2 separate regions of the Homo sapiens genome follow, and region 2 is linked to region 1. A link is a loop called in an ENCODE intact Hi-C map of the cell type or tissue named here. Cell type or tissue: dorsolateral prefrontal cortex. All regions are shown on one strand. Each heading gives the region's core, and the rest is flanking DNA. Links, peaks and the distances in the headings are about the cores only. Region 1 holds the start of PDRG1 (p53 and DNA damage regulated 1). Region 2 has its middle 17 kb from the start of BCL2L1-AS1.

Region 1 (9,255 bases), core at 677-8,676:
TTCAACACAACAGCTGGAAACTTCTCCAGGCTGGATATAGCTTCCTGTTAGTAGTTTTATGTCACTGGCCAGGAGCAGTGGCTCACGCCTGTAATCCCAGCACTTTGGTGGGAGGCCAAGGTGGGTGGATCACCTGAGGTCACTTAGACCAGCCTGGCCAACATAGCAAAACCCTGTCTTTACTAAAAAAACACAAAAATTAGCCACGCATGATGGCATGCACCTATAATTCCAGCTAATCAGGAGGCTGAGGCAGGAGAATTGCTTGAACCTGGGAGGCAAAGGTTGCAGTGAGCCGAGATAGCACCATTGCACTCCAGCCTGGGTGACAGAGCAAGACTCTGTCTCAAGGAAAAAAAAAAAAGTTTTATTTCATGAGGTATGAAGACATCCTGTCTTCAGGGACTGAGGCAACCTTGCTTGTCCTTTTGGCCATTTTCAAGGTTATGGAAGAAAAAGTATGTGTAGCCTGTTCTTTTTCTAGCCAATAATCCATTTGCAGCCTGACTTGCTTTAAGATGCTTTTCCAAAGAGCTTCCAGATTATGGTTGTGGAAACTGAGTACACTGAGTGCCTAGGCTATGGCAGACCCTAGAGGTTTAATCTCCCCAAACCTCCATTTTCAACCCAGTCTCTATTGCAGGGCATGTAAAAAAGAAAAGCTCACTCTCCCAGGCTCTCTTGCAGCTATGGGTGACCATGTGACTTAGTTCTGGCCAATGAGATGTTGGCAGGAAGTCCCTGAGGAGATGGCCTTACTTCCAAAATAGAAGGCAAAGCTCTATGTGGCGAAAGCCTTCTGTCTTTCCTCCAGCCTGGCATGAGGACATGAGGCCTGCAACGATGAAACAACAACCAGGAGAATATGCTAAGGTGCCACTGCTGGGCATCTATGCCAGGACTGGAGTACACACCTCTGGACAATTTCTTATGCAAGAGTAAAAGAAGCATATTTCCTTAAGCCTCAATTTGTTGGGTTTTGTTATCTGCAGCCCAACTGATTCCTCACTAATAAGAAAGCACTATGCTAGGCACACATATTGTTTTACCTCAACTGCACAGCTATGCTACACAGATGCATCCCCCTCTTAGAGATGAGGAAATAACCCACAGTGGCAGAGGTGGAATTAAAACCCACAGCAGTCTGAACCCTGTGACAGAACTGCCTCTCCTTACGCTGCCTGAAGCCTGACTCCCTGTTCTGGGTTAAGACCAAAGCTGGTGGGAGAGGCAGCACACCCCTGACCCATCCCCAGGAGGCCTTACCTTTTTCAATCATTTCCTTTGTCTCAGGGTGAGGCATCTTGATAAACATGTTCCCGAAGCAAACCATCACATCTTCTGAAAGAGCAAATAGTAATTCCTTCAACAATTTTTTTTTGAGTACCTATTATCTGCCAGGCATTGTTTTAGATACAGACAACAGAGCAGAACAAGAAAAAGTTCCTGCCCTCTTGGAGCTTATGTTACAGTGGAGGAGAGAGAATAAAGATATGATTTGTCAGACCTTAAGAGTTGTAGAGAAAAATAAAGCAGGCTAAGATGGCTAGGGAATGCCAGAGGAGGACCTTGTTAATCATAGCAGGTAGTCTGAGAAGGCCTTACTGATTATATGCTATCTACACAGAGACCTAAGGAAAGTGAGAGTGTGAGCCCTGCAGACATCTGGGGAAAGAGTGAGCCAAACAGAGGAAACAACAGGAACAGCAAAGATCAGTAGTGTGCTTGGGGTGTTCAGAACAGCAAGGGGCCGGGCGCAGTGGCTCACGCCTGTAATCCCAGCACTTTGGGAGGCCGAGGCAGGTGGATCACTTGAGGCCAGGACCTCGAGACCGGCCTGGCCAACATGGCGAAACGCTGTATCTATTAAAAATACAAAAATTAGCTGGGTGTGGTGGCACACGCCTGTAATCTCAGCTACTCAGGAGGCTGAGGCACAAGAATCACTTGAACCTGGGAGACAGAGGTTGCAGTGAGCCAAGATCATGCCACTGCACTCCAGTCTGGGTGACAGAGCAAGGCTCTGTCTCCAAATAAATAAATAAATGAATAAATAAAAGAACAGCAAGGAGACCAGTGTAGGTGGAGTCATGTTGGGGGTGGGGGGAGTAGAGATGATATTGGCACACTCATGGATTCATGGGGGCTGGATTACTCGGTCTTGTAGGACCTCTGGATTTTACTCAGGTGAGATGAGAAGCAACTGGAAGATTCTGCACATTCTAGTGTACTTTCAACAAAATGTAAACTTCCTCCCTTAGCCCCCAAGACCTTTCATTATGGCCTGGTCTCTGTCCCTCTCTCCAGCCATACTTACTCCCCATTTGCTTCCACTGCCACAGCCACTTGGCCTCATCTAAAGTGTCCCATTCTTCTGGATATATATTCTCAACACCCACCCCAAGTCCAATTCCATCTCTGGCTTTCTTACAATTTTCAATTACGCATTTTACGTTGTTTTCCTCATCTGTAAAGCACAAGGGCAGGAACCATCAGTTTTATACACCCCCGGCACTCTCTCAGTGTCTGCCATCGTTGATAAGCCAGGAGCTAACGACCTGTCACTGAAGTGAGCAGGCAAAATCCTGAACCACAGTCTGTGCCAGAACTGCAAAATTTGCTCCCCCATCTCCCCGGACTGTTTCAATTTCCCACAAGGCTGAGTTATACAGCTGTGACCTCCTGCCTGATCTCTATCAGGAACAAGGTAAAGGCCTTAAAGGAAAACGGAACAGGCCTCCAGGGCTGCACTGAGAAAATTTCAACTTACCAGAGAGGCTGAGATCCTTCTGCAGGGCCCTCAGGCCCTCTCGATTCTGATTCCTTTTAGTGTCCAGGTCCACAATCTGAAAACCACAGGGACAGGAGGGAACTCAGCTATCTCTTGCCCCAAGCTGTCACCTCTTGACAGACAAGGGTTGCAGAGGCAATGCATTATTCCTGATTACATTCAACGTCCTGCCTAAAATGGATTGATGTGTGAATGTATTTCTTCTCTCACTCAGCTTCCTGGTCTTAAAGACAATGCTTTGTGCAGCTGCCCTCTCCCCAGAAAAGATGCTGAGAAAACATGTGCTGACTAAATGGGAAATTCTGCATTATCCACTCGAACTTTAGGGCATATCAGAATCACCAGGGGAGTGGAAACCCTTCCCCTACACACTGTGATTAAGCAGGCCTAATGTTTATTTTTGGACAAACTTCTCCAGCTGATTCTGAACTAGTAATATGAGAAACCCAACAATACTAGATTGGAACAGCAGGATTGGGGGCACTGAGACAGTGGTAACAACACAATAGCTACTAAGGAAGTGACGCAGTAGTACAGTATACTGCACGAGTGCTGGTTCTGGATTTGGAATACCCAGGTTCGAATCCTGCTATCTGCCTCAAGCTGTGTAATTTCACCTTCCTATTTACTCCTCCTCAAAATGGAGCTACGGACAGTACCTACCTTACAGGTTATTGAGCCAGCAATTAAATGACTTAACACAGTACCTGGCACATAGTAAGTAGCTGATAAACTTTAACTGCTCTTATTCTCATCCAGCACACCCTGATCCAGTACTTAATTTGACAGGATCTTGCCCAAGTTTTCCCCTTCTCAGTAAATACCTGACCCTTCTAACTGGAGATGAGAGGGAGTCACGACTCCCCCGGCTCCACTACCACGGCCTACTGAGTCTGTCTCCAAAATACATTTCTGACCCCTTCACTTCTCTCCACCACCACTACCTAGTCCAAATCCATCTCTGGTCTGGACCATACCAATGGCCCCTCACCCATCTCCCTGCCTCCGCCCTTGCCCACCTATATTCTGTATTCCACACAGCAGCCAGGGGGGATCCTTTTAAAACCTAAATCCAATTACGTCACCCTCCTTCCCCCAGGAACTCCCCTCAAAAACTTGGCACTTAAAACAAGACACCCCATAAACAGGGCGCCACCTTCCCCCACGTCCCCACCCCTGCCCGGTCACAAGGCCCCCTCAGGCTTCTTTTCGGTTCCAGCTCTCCCCTGAGGGCCTTTACAGGGCGGTGCCCCTAGATCAACCATGGGGCCGGGAAGTGCATTTTGAAACAGGTGCTCAGGGAAACGGCCCAGAGCATGATGGGTCGAGATCCACAGAGCATGGCAAGGGGCAGAGAAAGGATGAAGAGAGAGGAATGTCCAGCATAGCGCAGGCGCTCACTTAGTAGCGGCCGAATATTTATCGGCCCAGGTCTGTCGCCTCGGAGCCGTTAACCGCCTGTCCAGGTCAACTCACTGCGACCCCGCGCGCTTTCCCACGGCGCCGGCCGCCAGGCCCCAGCGCCGCGGAGGGGCCTCTCACCTGCCGCTTGTCCGCCAGCACCTCCTCGGCGAGCTCCTCCACTTCTACAAGGTACCGCAGCACTCGCTCTGCCTCGGGTGATAGCATAGCGCCCACCAACTCCGCTTGCGGCTCTCGCGCGACCCCGGGATCTCCGCTTCGACTCCCGCTGCGCACGCGCCGCTCTCTAGGTGCTTCCGGCGCGCCTGCGCAGTTAAAAGAACGGTGGTGCGCAGGCTCTAACACTAGTGCGCCAGCCGGCTGCGAGAGGCGGGGCCTAGCTTTGGGGGCGGGGCTGGAGCGCCCTCTGCAGGCTCAGAGAGCTCAGTCCTCGGGCTGCCTCTGACCCGTTACTCCCTCGGTTCATGCTTCTTGAGCACTTATTATGTGCCAAGCAGTTTTATGTGCTTAGGATGCAGCAGTGAACACAACAAAATCCCTGCCCTCATGGAACTTCATCCTAGTGGGAAACACCGACAATTAATGGCAAAACAATTATATACCGTGGCAGGTAGTGATTAGGATCTGGGAAATATTATTCTTCCCCTGGCTAAGAAACACCAAGAAGGCCCATGTGGCAGTGTGACTTATGTTTAATCTCTGACACTTTCAGTTTCTAATTTATAAAAAGGGGGTGAATAAAAATCCGCCTCAGTGTCTCTCCACAGGATCGGAAGGAAGCAGGAATCAGCTGGGCGCAGTGGCTCATGCCTGTAATCCCAGTACTTTGGAAGGCCAAAGCGGGGGGATCACTTGAGCCCAGGAGTTCGAGACCAGCTTGGGCAACACAGTAAAACCTCCGTTTCTACTAAAAATACAAAAAAAAAAAATTAGCTGGGTGAGGGGGGGCGCGCCCGTTGGTCCCAGCTACTCAGGAGGCTGAGGCGGGAGGAGCACCTGCATCTGGGGAGTCGAGGCTGCCCTGAGCTATGATGGCACCACTGCACTCCAGCCCGGGTGACAAAACGAGACTCTGTCTCAAAAAACAAAGGAAGCAGTAATCACTTTTAATTCCGTTTAACCAGAGTTCACTTGAGCCCCTGTGTTGGGCCCAATGTCCAGAGTAGCTGGCCTATACATAAGGAAGGGACTTGAAAACTATGGGCAGTAAGCAATGAAGTGCTAGCTCAGAAAAGCAGGTGGGTGTGGGTGGTAGGATTGGGAGGACTTCCCAGAGAAGGCAGGCAGGTGGAAAATGGTTACCATCAGAACCAGAGGGTTCCCACGAGGTCTTCACGCCCAAACTCCTCATTGGATAGCTGGAAAAAACAAACCTCAGAGAGAGGCAAGGCTTTGAAAAGAAGGTGAGGGGTGAGCCATGTGGATGCCTAGGAGAAGAGTGTTCCAGGCAGAGGGAACAGCCAGCGTATGTGGAACAGAATGGGCGGGGGGGAAGCAGGCAGGAGGTCAGAGGGAAGGAGGCATTGAGCCCACATGGCTGTAAAAGGCGCTGGGAAAGGACTTTGAAAGTCTAAAGAGCAGAACCGATATTATCACTCTGATGTCTCGCCTCCCTGATTCCAGCGTTTTATTCTCTCCTTTTGACCTCTTGTAACCAAGCCCCTTCACACCCCTTGCCTTACTTGAGTGTCAAAGCAACCTTTGTATGGATGGGATTATTACTGCCCCATTTCACAGCTGCAGACTGAGGCCAGGAGAAAGGCAGTGCCTCATCACACAGCAAGCCAGGAGTGCCTGGTGTCCATGCCATTTCCGGACCCTGAAAAAACCCTCCCCAAAAATTGTGGCCCCAGAAGCCCCAGCAGCACCTCTATGTTGCCTAGCCATTGGCTGCCTTCAACTACCAGAGGCAGAGCTAATTTTTCCTTCAGCCACCTGGTGTGGGGAAGGAGGGAGATTCATTAAGGATTCCTCACTGAGGGTGAATTTGTCGCCAAACCCAGGATGTTTTGTATAAACACCTTCTGGTTCAGAAATGCAGGCACAGGCCCTGAGAAGGAAAGGGGGATGTTTGCCAAAGCAGAAATGGGGCTCACCAGGCATCCCTCGGCCTGGACCCCAGCACTGCGTCTCCTCCACCTTGGGACCCACAGAGGGCTGGACCAGGTTGACCCTTGACCCCTACCACATGGGCCTGGATGGGGAGAGGCTGAGGGAGGCTCCCACATTAGCAGCTTCTTGGCGGTAACTGGCCTTTAGAGGCCACCCCTGGCCACTGGAAATGTTGGGGAGGGGAATCATAGTCATTTCCAAGACTTTGAAATGGTCAGACCCAGAAAGACTCTCGGAGAGCATTTCAATTTCAGAGCCATTTATTTCACAATTATGTATTGACTTCCCAGGCCCTGTGATAGGGATTCTGCCATGAGCAAAACTGGACATGGTCCCTGCTCTCAGGAATCTCCCAGTCTGGTGAGAGAAACAATCAACATAAAACAAGTAAATATATCATATGTCAGGTGGTAAAAAGTGCTACCAAAAAAATAGCGGCTTGATGTGGGGGCTCACACCTGTAATCCCAATACTTTGGGAGGCCAAAGTGGAGAATCACTTGAACCCAGGAGTTCGAGACCAGCCTGGGAAACATAGCAAGACCCCCATCTCTACCAAAAAAATAAAAATTAAAAAGTTAGCCAGATGTAGTGGTGTGCGGCTGTTGTCTCAGCTACTCAGGAGGCTGAGGTGGGAGGATCACTTGAGCACAGGAGTTCAAGGCTGCAGTGAGCTACAATCGTGCCACTGTAACCCAGCCTGGGTGACAGAGTGAGACCCTTTCTCTAAAAAAGAAAAGAAAAGAAAGAGAGAAAGAAAGAAAAAGAAAGAAAGAAGGAAAGAAAGAAAGAAAGGAAGGAAGGAAGGAAGGAAGGAAGAAAGGAGGGAAGGAAGGAAGGAGAAAAGAAAAGATAAGAAAAGAAAAGATAGCACAGGACAAGGTGGAGGTGGAATAATGGAGGGGCTATTTGAGATAAGCTGGTCAGAGAGGGTGTCTTTGAGGAGATGGCATTTGAACAGAAGTGTGGAGGAGATGAGGGGGTGAGCCTTGTGGATATCTAGGGGAAGAGCATTCCAGGCAGAGGGAACAGCCAGTGTATTTGAATAGAATTAGTGAGGGGGAGAGGGTAGGACAGAGAGGAGAAGGAGACATTGAGCACACAGGGCTGTGGAAGGTGCTGGCAGTGCCCCACCCAAAATCCACTAGGGCCTCCCCAGAGGTCACCTGCAGACACTGCTGTGTATGCCTGTGGCTTCCTGCTTCTCTCTGCTCATGGATGCAGGTTGAGAGGGGAATGCAGTGAATTAATATCCACGAGTGTGAACTCCTACCAAGAAAAGAGAGTCGTTAGTGACTGTATACTCTAGCTTCTTTGCCCCTCTGTGAGAGACCCAAGAGGAGGCTGCTATAATCATCTAGGCAGGAGAGGGTGGCCACTGCACCAAGAGATAGCAGTGGGGGTGGTGACCAGTGGTGGGATTCTCAGGGCCTTTGCACATACTCCCCCATCGTTCTGGATTAATTTTCTCCCATGCCTTTATTCACGTGTCACTATTCCATATCCCCCACTGCTCAGCTTGGGGTTACCTCCTCCTGAGGGTCAAGAGTCCTCTCTGGGCCCCCACAGTTTTTTGGACTTCCCTTGTCTCTGTACTTCCCATACCATCTTTGTTCTCTAAACACCTTGCTTTGTAATCATGAGCTCCCCAGGGCAGAGACCTTGTCTGTCTTGTTCACTGGAAAAGTGTCCCCCTCTCTGGGTCATCACCCACCTCCCTGCTGCTGCTCACACAAGCCAGGCGTGGTCCTGCCTCAGGGTCTTTCCACTGGCTGCTGCCTCTGCCTGCACTTTTCCCTGATGTCTACATGGTTCCTTCCCTCACCATCTACCAGCTTTTTTTTTTTTTTTTTTTAAGATGGAGTCTCACTCTGTTACCCAGGCTGGAGTGCAGTGGCACAATCTTGGCTCACTGCAACCTCCACCTCCTGGGTTCAAGTGATTCTCCTGCCTCAGCCTCCTGAATAGCTTGGATTACAGGTGTGTGCCACCATGCTCAGCTAATTGTTGTATTTTTTTAGTAAAGACAGGGGTCTCACCACATTGGCCAGGCTGGTCTCAAACTCCTGACCTCAGGTAATTTGCTTGCCTCGGCCTTCCGAAGTGCTGAGAATACAGGCATGAGTCACCACGTCTGGCCCAGTCTTTTCTTAAATGGCACCTTTTCAATGGAGCCTGCCCTGACCACCATGTTTAAAATGCAACTTCTGCCCCTCCTGCTACTCCTGATCAACTTCCTCTGCTCTAGTTTTTCTTTTTCTTTCTTTTCATCATAACTTTTGTCACCTCCCAGCATGCCTTATAATTTACTTATGGTTATTGTTCATCTCCCTCTGCTAGAAGAGAGGCTCCTTGAGGGCAGGAATCTTTCATTCATTTCTTCACTGATGTCTCTCAAATGTCTAGAACAGTGCCTGGCTCCCACAGTAGGTGCTTGATAAACAATTTTGAATGAATGAATTAATGAGCAGAGTCAGAATTCTACTTAAGGCAGATTCTCTCTGAGGCCAGATTCTTAAAGGTGAGGGCTGGGATCATGCCTTATCCACTAAAGTACGGGGATTGGGTTTGTTCTCATATGCTGGGAAGCTGCTGGAGGGTGCTGAGCAGGCACAGATATGATTGGGTTTACCTTGTGAAAGCCCCTGTGGCTCTGGTGATAGGATGGGTGAAGAGGGGCAAGTGCAGTGCATTCCTCTGAGATACGTGTGTATGTGTTGAGCGGACAGGAGGGTGAAAATGGGGGCTTGGGGAGGTGACAGGGCTGGAGCTGCACTGAGAGAGCAGTGAGAGGAACCCCTTTAATGTCCGGATTCTCCAAGCAGCCTGGGTGGCTGCCCTACCAGCTCTGGCTGGGCCTCCCAGCTGCTGAGAACATGCTCCTATGCTGCAGATGGGCTGTGTGCTCGCCTGGGTGGTCCCTAGCTCCTC
Region 2 (9,255 bases), core at 947-8,946, 290 kb before region 1:
AAAGCCTGGGCAACATAGTGAGACCTTGTCTCTACTACAAATAAAAAAATATTAGCCGGGCATGGTGGTGCATGCCTGTGGTCCCAGCTACTTGGGAGGCTGAGGTGGGAGGATCCTCAAATTTGGGAAGTCAAGGCTGCAGTAAGTCACGATCATGTCACTGCGCTCCAGCCTGGGCAATAGAACAGACCCTGTCTCCAAAAACAAAAACAGTAACAACAGAAGTTGAGAACTACCAAATTGTTCCACCTGGAGTGCTACAAATTATCACAACTTGTGGCAGACGCTGTGGGCAATGTGCCTGCAGGATGCTCTCTGAAGCTTTGGTGGACAGTTCTCATTAAAGGGAACAGCCACCTGTGTGTTTTTGACCAAGCATGGGGCAGGCAGGAAATGCCAAACGTCAAGGAGAAAGTCCTGAAGCAGCCCTCCTCAGCCAATGAGGGATGAGTTGGTGGATAAACACCTTGGTGTTCTTTTCCCTCAGTGATAGAATTTTGAGCAGTGTTCCACGGGTTTTTCAAAGGATGCCCTGGTGGAGGAGCCCCATTGCCTGGAGTGGCAGCTTACTCATTATTACACCCTATATTGGCTGCCTGTCCTTCCTTGTGTCACTTCCCCACTTAAATCATTTGCCCCTGAATCTTTATTCTAGGCTTTGCTTTTGGGGGAAATCTACACTAAGGCAGAGCTTGGTGGTGGTTTGGCAGCACAGTCTGATACAATTTATAGTAGTTACTATAAAAAATAGTACTTACAGCCGGGCACGGTGGCTCACACCTGTAATCCCAGCACTTTGGGAGGCCAAGGTGGGCGGATCACAAGGTCAGGAGATCGAGACCATCCTGGCTAACACGGTTAAACCCCGTCTCTACTAAAAAATACAAAAAAATTAGCCGGGCAAGGTGGCGGGCACCTGTAGTCCCAGCTCTGTGGGAGGCTGAGGCAGGAGAATGGCATGAATCCGGGAGGCGGAGCTTGCAGTGAGCCGAGATGGCACCACTGCACTCCAGCCTGAACGACAGAGAGACTCCGTCTCAAAAAAAAAAAAAAAAAAAAATAGTACTTACAGTGCCAGATACCATCCTTAAGCACTTTACGAGCATTAAACCTGTGTAACTACCTCATGAAGTAGGTATGATTAGCACCCCTATTTTTTAGGCAAAAAACTCAGGAACAGAGAGGTTACGTCACTTGTCCAAGGGCACCTGCCTCCCCTGGGCAGTCTCGTTTCAGGGTCCTGCTCCAAACCATTACACTATCCTTTCTCTGGTCCCCTGCTGCTCCACCAGCATGAGCTGAGCTTGGCCACGGTTGGCCTCTTCGTTTCTGGACCTCTACTGTAGTGGTCAGCTGTGGAGAATGGCCATCCACCTACCCTCTACAGTTTGTTTTCCAGGTGCCCAGAGAGCTTGGCACAAAGTTCAGGTAAGATTGATATACCCTTTTGGGGACAGCCAAACAGCTGCGGAGGGATGTTCCACTTCATAAATGGTTTGTAAACTACAGCCCTATCATTATTTTAATTTATTATTATTATTTTTACAGTGCAATCATAGCAGTTATTTCTGGGGGAGGTTTGTTTGTTTTTTAAGTTTTTTTTTTTGTAGGGATGGAGTCTTGGTATGTTGCCCAGGCTGGTCTCAAACTCCTGGGCTGAAGCAATCCTCCTGCGTCAGTCTCCCAAAGTGGGATTATAGGCATAAGCCACCACGTCCAGCTTTTTGTTTGTTTGTTTGTTTCGAGATGGAGTTTTTGCTCTTGTTGCCCAGGCTGGAGTGCAATGGTGTGATCTTGGCTCACTGCAACCTCCACCTCCTGGGTTCAAGTGATTCTCCTGCCTCAGCCTCCTGAGTAGCTGGGACTACAGGCACCTGCCACCACGCCCAGCTAATTTTTGTATTTTTACCAGAGACGGGGTTTCACCATGTTGGCCAGGCTGGTCTGGAACTCCTCACCTCAGGTGATCCGCCCACCTTGGCCTCCCAAAGTGCTGGGATTACAGGCATGAGCCACCATGCCTGGCTTGTTTTTTACATCAGTGCAATTAGAGCCTGACGTGGGCACTTGTTGACGTGGGTACTGGTCATTTCCTATTCAGCAACAAATTTACAAACCATCTCGTTGGCCAGGCCACTATGTTATGTTTATATTATTTTCTATTTCATATTCAGAAAAACTTTTTCTTGCTTTATGTCCACATTCTTGGTATCTTAGTATTTTAAAAATGAGTTCCTCAAATTTTAACATTGACTTGTTAACAGTTCGTAATATGGCCATTTAAATTTCATTTAAGAACTTCAAGAATTCACAAGACTCTCTATAATGAAATTATTAAAACTAATTATTTATATGTGAATTTATTGAAATGAGATGGCTTAAATAATTCAGGAGAGAATACTCAACATGGTCAGAATTCTCATGTGAGTTTGTGCATATTAATTAAAAATCAGGCCAGGCGCAGTGGCTCACGCCTGTAATACTAGCACTTGGTAGGCCAAGGCTGGCGAATCGCCTGAGGTCAGGAGTTCGAGACCAGCCTGGCCAACATGGTGAAACCCTGTCTCTAGTAAAAATACAAATTTAGCTGGGCATGGTGGCAGGCACCTGTAGTCCCAGCTACTCGGGAGGCTGAGGCAGGAGAATCACTTGAACCCAGGGGACAGAGGTTGCAGTGAGCCAGGATGCACCACTGCACTCTAGCCTGGGCGGCAGAGCGAGACTCTGTCTCAAAAAAAAAGAAAGAAAGAAATGAACATATATGATCTATATAAATGTAGGTCTTCTTTGATTTTTATTTATTTATTTTATTTTTTTCGAGATGGAGTTTTGCTCTTGTTGCCCAGGCTGGAGTGCAATGGTGTGATCTTTGCTCACTGCAACTTTTGCCTCCTGGGTTCAAGCGATCCTCCTGCCTCAGCCTCCCGAGTAGCTGGGATTACAGGCATGCACCACCACGCCTGGCTAATTTTGTGTTTTTAGTAGAGACGGGGTTTCTCCATGTTGGTCAGGCTGGTCTCGAACTCCTGACCTCAGGTGATTTGCCCACCTCTGCCTCCCAAAGTACTGGGATTACAGGCGTGAGCCACCGCACTTGGCTATGCCCAGCCATTTCTATTATTTTCTTTTTCTTTCTTTCCTTTTTTTTTTTTGAGACGGAGTTTTGCTATTGTTGCTCAGGCTGGAGTGCAATGGCGCAATCTCGGCTCACTGCAACCTCTGCCTCCTGGGTTCAAGTGATTCTCCTGCCTCAGCCTCCCGAGTAGCTGGGATTACAGATACCCACCACCATGCCCAGCTAATTTTTTTGTATTTTTAGTAGAGATGGGGTTTCACCATGTTGCCATGTTGGCCAGGCTGGTCTTGAACTCCTGACCTCGGGTGATCTGCCCGCCTTGGCTTCCCAAAGTGCTGGGATTACAGGCACGAGCCACCACGCATGGCCCATTTCTATTATTTTCTATATAGTAAGAAATAGTTCTTGTTATTTTTGCCTCATGACAAAGGCTATGATGGTAGAGATAGAAAAATAGAAAGCTGGGCATTATGTAATACATTATTTTATTGTACTTTGTGTGTGTGTGTGTGTTTTTTTTTTTTGTTTTTTGTTTTTTTTTGAGACAGCCTCTAGCTCTGTCACCCAGGCTGGGGTGCAATGGCGTGATCTTAGGTCACTGCAACTTCCACCTCCTGGGTTCAAGCGATTCTCCTGCCTCAGCCTCCAGAGTAGCTGGGATTACAGGTGCGCGCCACCACACCTAGCTAATTTTTTTTTGTATTTTTAGTAGAAATGGGATTTCACCATGTTGGCCAGGCTGGTCTCAAACTCCTGACCTCAAGTGATCTGCCCGCCTCAGCCTGTCAAAGTCTGGAATTACAGGCGAGAGCCACCGCGGCCAGTCGATTTTATTTTATTTTCTGAGTCAGGGTCTTGCTCTGTCATCCAGGCTGGAGTTCAGTGATGTGATCACAGCTCACTGCAGCCTCAACCTTCTGGTCTCAAGCGATTATCTCACCTCAGGCTCCCTATTAGCTGGGAATACAGGCACGTGCCACCATGCCCAGCTAATTTTTGTATTTTTTTGTAAAGACGGGGTTTTGCCATGTTGCCCAGGCTGGTCTGGAACTCCTGGGTTCAAACAATCTGCCCACCTCAGCCTCCCAAACTGCTGGAATTACAGGTGTGAGCCACCACACCTGGCCTATGTAATAAATTTGATCATGACATAAGTTGCTGGTTTTTCTGCGTGATTTGTCAATTTTTAAAAATTGCACAAGTGAACCAGGCACAGTGGTTCACATCTGTAATCCCTAAACTTTGGGGGGTTGAGGCAGGAGGATCATTTGAGCCCAGGAGTTCCAGACCAGCCTGGGCAACATAAGGAAACCCTGTCTCTATTTAAAAAAAAAAAACATTGCACAAGCAATACACAAAATTATTATCTTAAACTTCTATAGACCCAGAAGACTATAAAGAAGTGAAAGCTGGCTAAAAAGCTTTTTTTTTTTAAATTTAATAAATCATGAACAGGTGTTAGCTGGGCACCGTGGCTCATGCCTGTAACCCCAGCACTTTGGGAGGCCGAGGCAGGCAGATCACCGGAGGTCAGGAGTTCGAGACCAGCCTCGCTAACATAGCGAAACCCCGTTGCTACTAAAAATACAAAAATTAGCTGGACGTGGTGGCGGGCATCTGTAATCCCAGCTACTCAGGAGGCTGAGTCAGGAGAATCACTTGAACTTGGGACGTGGAGACTGTGGCGAGTCAAGATGGCACCACTGCACTCCAGCCTGGGCAACAGAGCGAGACTCCATCTCAAAAAAAAAGAAAAAAATGAACAGGTGTTGAATTTTACAAAATACTATTTTCATATCTCCTGAAATAATCATAAGCATTTTCTTTGTTAATTTTTCAATACAATAAATTACATAGATAAATTTCTTGGCTGGGTGCGGTGGCTCACGTCTGTAATTCCAGCACTTTGGGAGGCCAAGGCAGGCGGATCACTTGAGGTCAAGAGTCCAAGACCAGCCTGGCAAACATGGTGAAACCCTGTCTCTATTAAAAATACAAAAATTAGCCTGGCATGGTGGTGCATGCCTGTAATTCCAGCTACTTGGGAGGCTGAGGCAGGAGAATCACTTGAACTTTGGAGGCAGAGGTTGCAGTGAGCCAAGATGGCGCTACTGCACTCCAGCCTGGGCTACAGAGTGAGACTCCGTCTCAAAAAAAAAAAAGAAAGCAAAAAGAAAAAATTCCTATATGTAGTCAATCTTGTTTACCTGGAATAAACCCTACAGGTTGTGATATATTATTCTTTTAATATTATGTTGTTTGTTAATATTAGGTTTGGTTTATTAATATTATAACTTTGGCATACATGTTCATAAGTAATAGTGACCAATAATTCCCTTTCTTTTCCTTCCTTTCTTCCTTCTTTCCTTCTGTGTTTCCCTCACTCTCTCCCTTCTTTCCTTCCTTCCTCTCTCTTCCTTGGTGCTGTACAGCCTTGCCCAGTTTTTTTTGTTTTGTTTTGTTTTGTTTTTTGAGATGGAGTCTCCCTCTGTAACCCAGGCTGGAGTGCAGTGGCACGATCTCGGCTCACTGCAAGCTCTGCCTCCCAGGTTCATGCCATTCTCCTGCCTCAGCCTCCCGAGTAGCTGGGACTACAGGCGCCCGCCACCACGCCCAGCTAATTTTTTTGTATTTTTAGTAGAGACGGGGTTTCACCGTGTTAGCCAGGATGGTCTTGATCCCCTGACCTCGTGATCCACCTGTTTTGGCCTCCCAAAGTGCTGGGATTACAGGCGTGAGCCACTGCACCCGGCAGCCTTGCCCAGTTTTAATAACAGTTATAATGGTAAAGAAAGAAAGAAGAGTTTAAAAGATTTATATCTTTTCCTGTTTTCTGAACTCATTATTTTAAAATATTCAAAATGAAAACGTACATTTGGATTGATTTCAAATCCAACTGAATACAAGAAATATTGACATTAATTTGTCAGTTATAGAAAGGAAGAGCTATTAGAATGTTTAAATATAATTTCAATAGTAAGCTTTGGAATGGCTTACATTTTTCTCTTATTTCCTACTTGAGATTATAATGTCTCCTTTTTTCTGTTTTTTTTTTTTTTTTTTTTTTTTTTTGAGATAGAGTCTTGCTCTGTGGCCCAGGCTGGAGTGCAGTGGCACAATCTCAGCTCACTGCAACCTCTGCTTCCCTGTTTCAAGCATTTCTCCTGCCTCAGCCTCTCGAGTAGCTGGGACTACAGATGTGGGCCACCACGCCCAGCTAATTTTTGTATTTTTAGTAGAGATGGGGTTTCACCCGGGTTCAAGTGATCTCACCATGTTGCCAGGTTGGTCTCCAACTCCTGGGCCCAAGCGATCCTCCCACCTCGGCATCCCAAAGTGCTGGGATTACAGGCATAAGCCACCATGCTGAGCCCTGCGTGAGCCATTTCTTTCTTTCTTTCTCTTTTTTTTTTTTTTTTTTTTTTTGAGACGGAGTTGCGCTCTGTCACCCAGGCTGGAGTGCAGTGACACAACCTCGGCTCACTGCAACCTCCGCCTCCTGGGTTCAAGCAATTCTCCTGCCTCAGCCTCCAGAGTAGCTGGGATTACAGGCACACGCCACCACGCCACCATTCCTGGCTAATTTTTTCTGTTTTTTTTTTTTTCAGTAGAGATGGGGTTTCACCATGCTGGCCAGGCTCTGGTCTCGAACTCCTGACCTCATGATCCGCCAACCTCAGCCTCCCAAAGTGCTGGGATTACAGGCGTGAGCTACCGTGCCCGGCCGAGCCATTTCAATAATAAAACCTCATATAAAAAGTTGCATTTACAGGACCAAAGTCAAGTTTTTAAAGAAAAAATTTTAAAATATTTTATGTATTTAGATGTTTTAATCAAAGATAAAACTTCATATTTTCTCTATGAAATATATTTCATTTCTTTCATCATAAATATGTAATATATGGAAATTGAATGAGTTTTTCACCAAGAACCACATAGAGAGTCCCAAACCCCCTCCAGCTTTCCCTTTGTGCAATTCCAAGCATGTTCCATGGCAATATATAAAGTTGGGAATCACTGAGCGGTCTGGTTAAAAACTTGTGGAATACCACACAGCTAGAAAAAAAGAATAAAGTTGACATCAGTTGGTAATTGTTGAAACTGCCTGGTGAGTACATGGGGATTCATGTGTGAATATGGAAACTTCTACAAGGCTGGGCTAGGTGGCTCAAGCCTGTAATCCCAGCACTTTGGGAGGCCAAGGTGGATGGATCACCTGAGGTCGGGTAAACACAAAAATTAGCTGGGCGTGGTGTTGTGCGCCTGTAGTCACAGCTACTTGGGAGGCTGAGATAGGAGAATTGCTTGTACCCAGAAGGTGGAGATTGCAATTCTCGAACCGGGAAGGTGGAGGTTGCAGTGAGCCGAGATCATGCCACTGCACTTTCGGCTTGGGCGACAGAAGGAGACTCTGTCTCAAAGAAAAAAAAAAACCTCTACAAGATACAGTATGCAGGTGGAAAAAGCAAGGGAAAGTGTGTTTAGTATGTTACTATTTGTGTAAAAAATTAGTGGAGGATCAAAATATATATCTGTGCCAATATGTGAAAAAATGTTTCTGGGCTGGGCACAGTGGCTCACGCCTGTAATCCCAGCACTTTGGGAGGCCGGGGCCAAGTGATGGCTTGAGACCAGGAGTTCGAGACCAGCCTGGGCAACATGGCAAAACCCTGTCTCTGCAAAAATACAAAAAAATTAGCCGGGTATGGTGGCGTGCTCCTGTAGTCACAGTGGGAGGCTGAGGTGGGAGGATCACCTGAGCCCAGGAAGTCGAGGCTGCAGTGAGCTATGATCAGGCCACTGCACTCCAGCCTGGGCAACAGAGTGAGACCCTCTCTCAAAAAATAAAAAATAAATAAATAAATAAATAAAAGAGCGAGTGAAGACATTTCTGGAAGCACATGGAGAATGTGAGGAAGGGACTTGAACGGCTATGGCTAGGGGCAGGAGCTGAGGACACATCGTGGGGGAAGGCGTGAGTGGGAGGCTGGAGGCTTTGGTCTTGAACCAAACAAGATGGCGATTCTAAGCTCCAGAGAGCCCATACAAGCTCTGAATCCAGTACCTAAGGGTTGGAAGTGTAGCTGTTTTTCTGGTGAGTAGGGTAGAGGATGGAGGACATTGGGGAAAGTGGCCCCCCGGCGAGAGAGGTCGTGTGCACTGAGCGGGAGCAGCTTGAGCTGGGGCTGGCTCTCAGGTCGCATCCTGTGGCCACCAGGGGGCAGTGAAGCCCACTCCGAAAAGCGGGCGGGGCGGGGCGGGGCGGGGCGCCTGGGGCATGTCCCACCTCCAGGCCTGCCCTCCAGCTGGAGCTCCTGACCGCTTTTCCCAGACCCCTCCTGGACCGCTGGACGCGGCCACGCGGGACTCCGAGAGTGCAGCACCTCCTCTCTTCTCCTGGAGAGCCCGGGGGAATGCCGAGTCCATCCCCGCGGTCACCCTCAACATCCAGTCCTCCTCCACTGCTTCTAGGTTATCTCATTCAATTGCCCATCACACCCATTTTGTAGAGGGGAAAGCTGGGGCACAGAGAGAGTAGGTAACTCACTCACTGGAAGCCACGGCTCGAGAAATGACGACCCGGGACACAAATCTGGCTGTCCATCCTCAAAACCGGAGCATTCATGAAACCATGGCTTCCTCACTGATCTCCTTGTTTCCACTCTGCTTCCCCTCCGGAACCTTCTCCACCCATCAGCCAGAGTTTTGGGGGCTCTCGGGCTGTATCACTCCCTAACTTACCACCTTTCTCTGGCTGTCACTGCCCTCAGGATCAAGTTCAGTCCTCTCACCCCACCCTCTGTCATCATCTTAAACCCAGCAGCGCCCTCTCTCTTAGCTCTGGACACACCAGCTTTTCAGCCTGAAGACAATGCCTGCTCATCTGGTGCATTTACTGCTTCTTCCCCAGGCCCACTCTCCTGCCTCCCCACTTAATTTTAAGTTAACCGTGATGCACTCTTCAGGCCCTGGCTCTCATGTCAATTCCTCCAGGGAGCCCTCCCTGACTCCTGATTCCCAGACGAGCTCAGATCGCACTTACTATGAGTCTCTTGGGTTGCACTGGCTTCAAACATGCACTTCATTTTTGTATCTATAATGGCATCACTATTCTAAAAATCTGTCATCCTTGAGTCTCTCTGAAGCTATCTCTACTCCATCTGAAATCCTGTGGGATG

The links. Hi-C counts contacts between places; a loop is a spot of excess contacts. Peaks named below come from ENCODE experiments on the same cell type or tissue, not always from the same donor. Only the 100,000 strongest peaks of a DNase experiment are listed, where the experiment ranks them.
Region 2: it touches region 1 in a loop (7-fold over the local background); 2 of 110 quality-filtered maps call a loop at or near these places.

What each region holds. Positions count from the first base shown.
Region 1 is chr20:31,947,542-31,956,796 of GRCh38, forward strand. It overlaps PDRG1 (p53 and DNA damage regulated 1), which reads right to left and starts at 4,505. Exons shown (of 5, transcript NM_030815.3): 1 at 4,334-4,505; 2 at 2,771-2,846; 3 at 1,267-1,341. The coding sequence starts at 4,420. In dorsolateral prefrontal cortex, for the core only: a CTCF peak has its summit at 4,611 (motif pointing left); DNase peaks (open chromatin) are centred at 4,123 and 4,550; H3K4me3 peaks cover 2,359 bases; H3K27ac peaks cover 594 bases.
Region 2 is chr20:31,653,432-31,662,686 of GRCh38, forward strand. No RefSeq gene overlaps it. Among named protein-coding and RNA genes, the nearest start is that of BCL2L1-AS1, 17 kb to the right of the region's middle. RefSeq lists an enhancer at 7,917-8,644 and a silencer at 8,222-8,411. In dorsolateral prefrontal cortex, for the core only: CTCF peaks have their summits at 8,293 (motif pointing right) and 8,494; DNase peaks (open chromatin) are centred at 8,310 and 8,900; H3K4me3 peaks cover 1,052 bases; H3K27ac peaks cover 1,357 bases.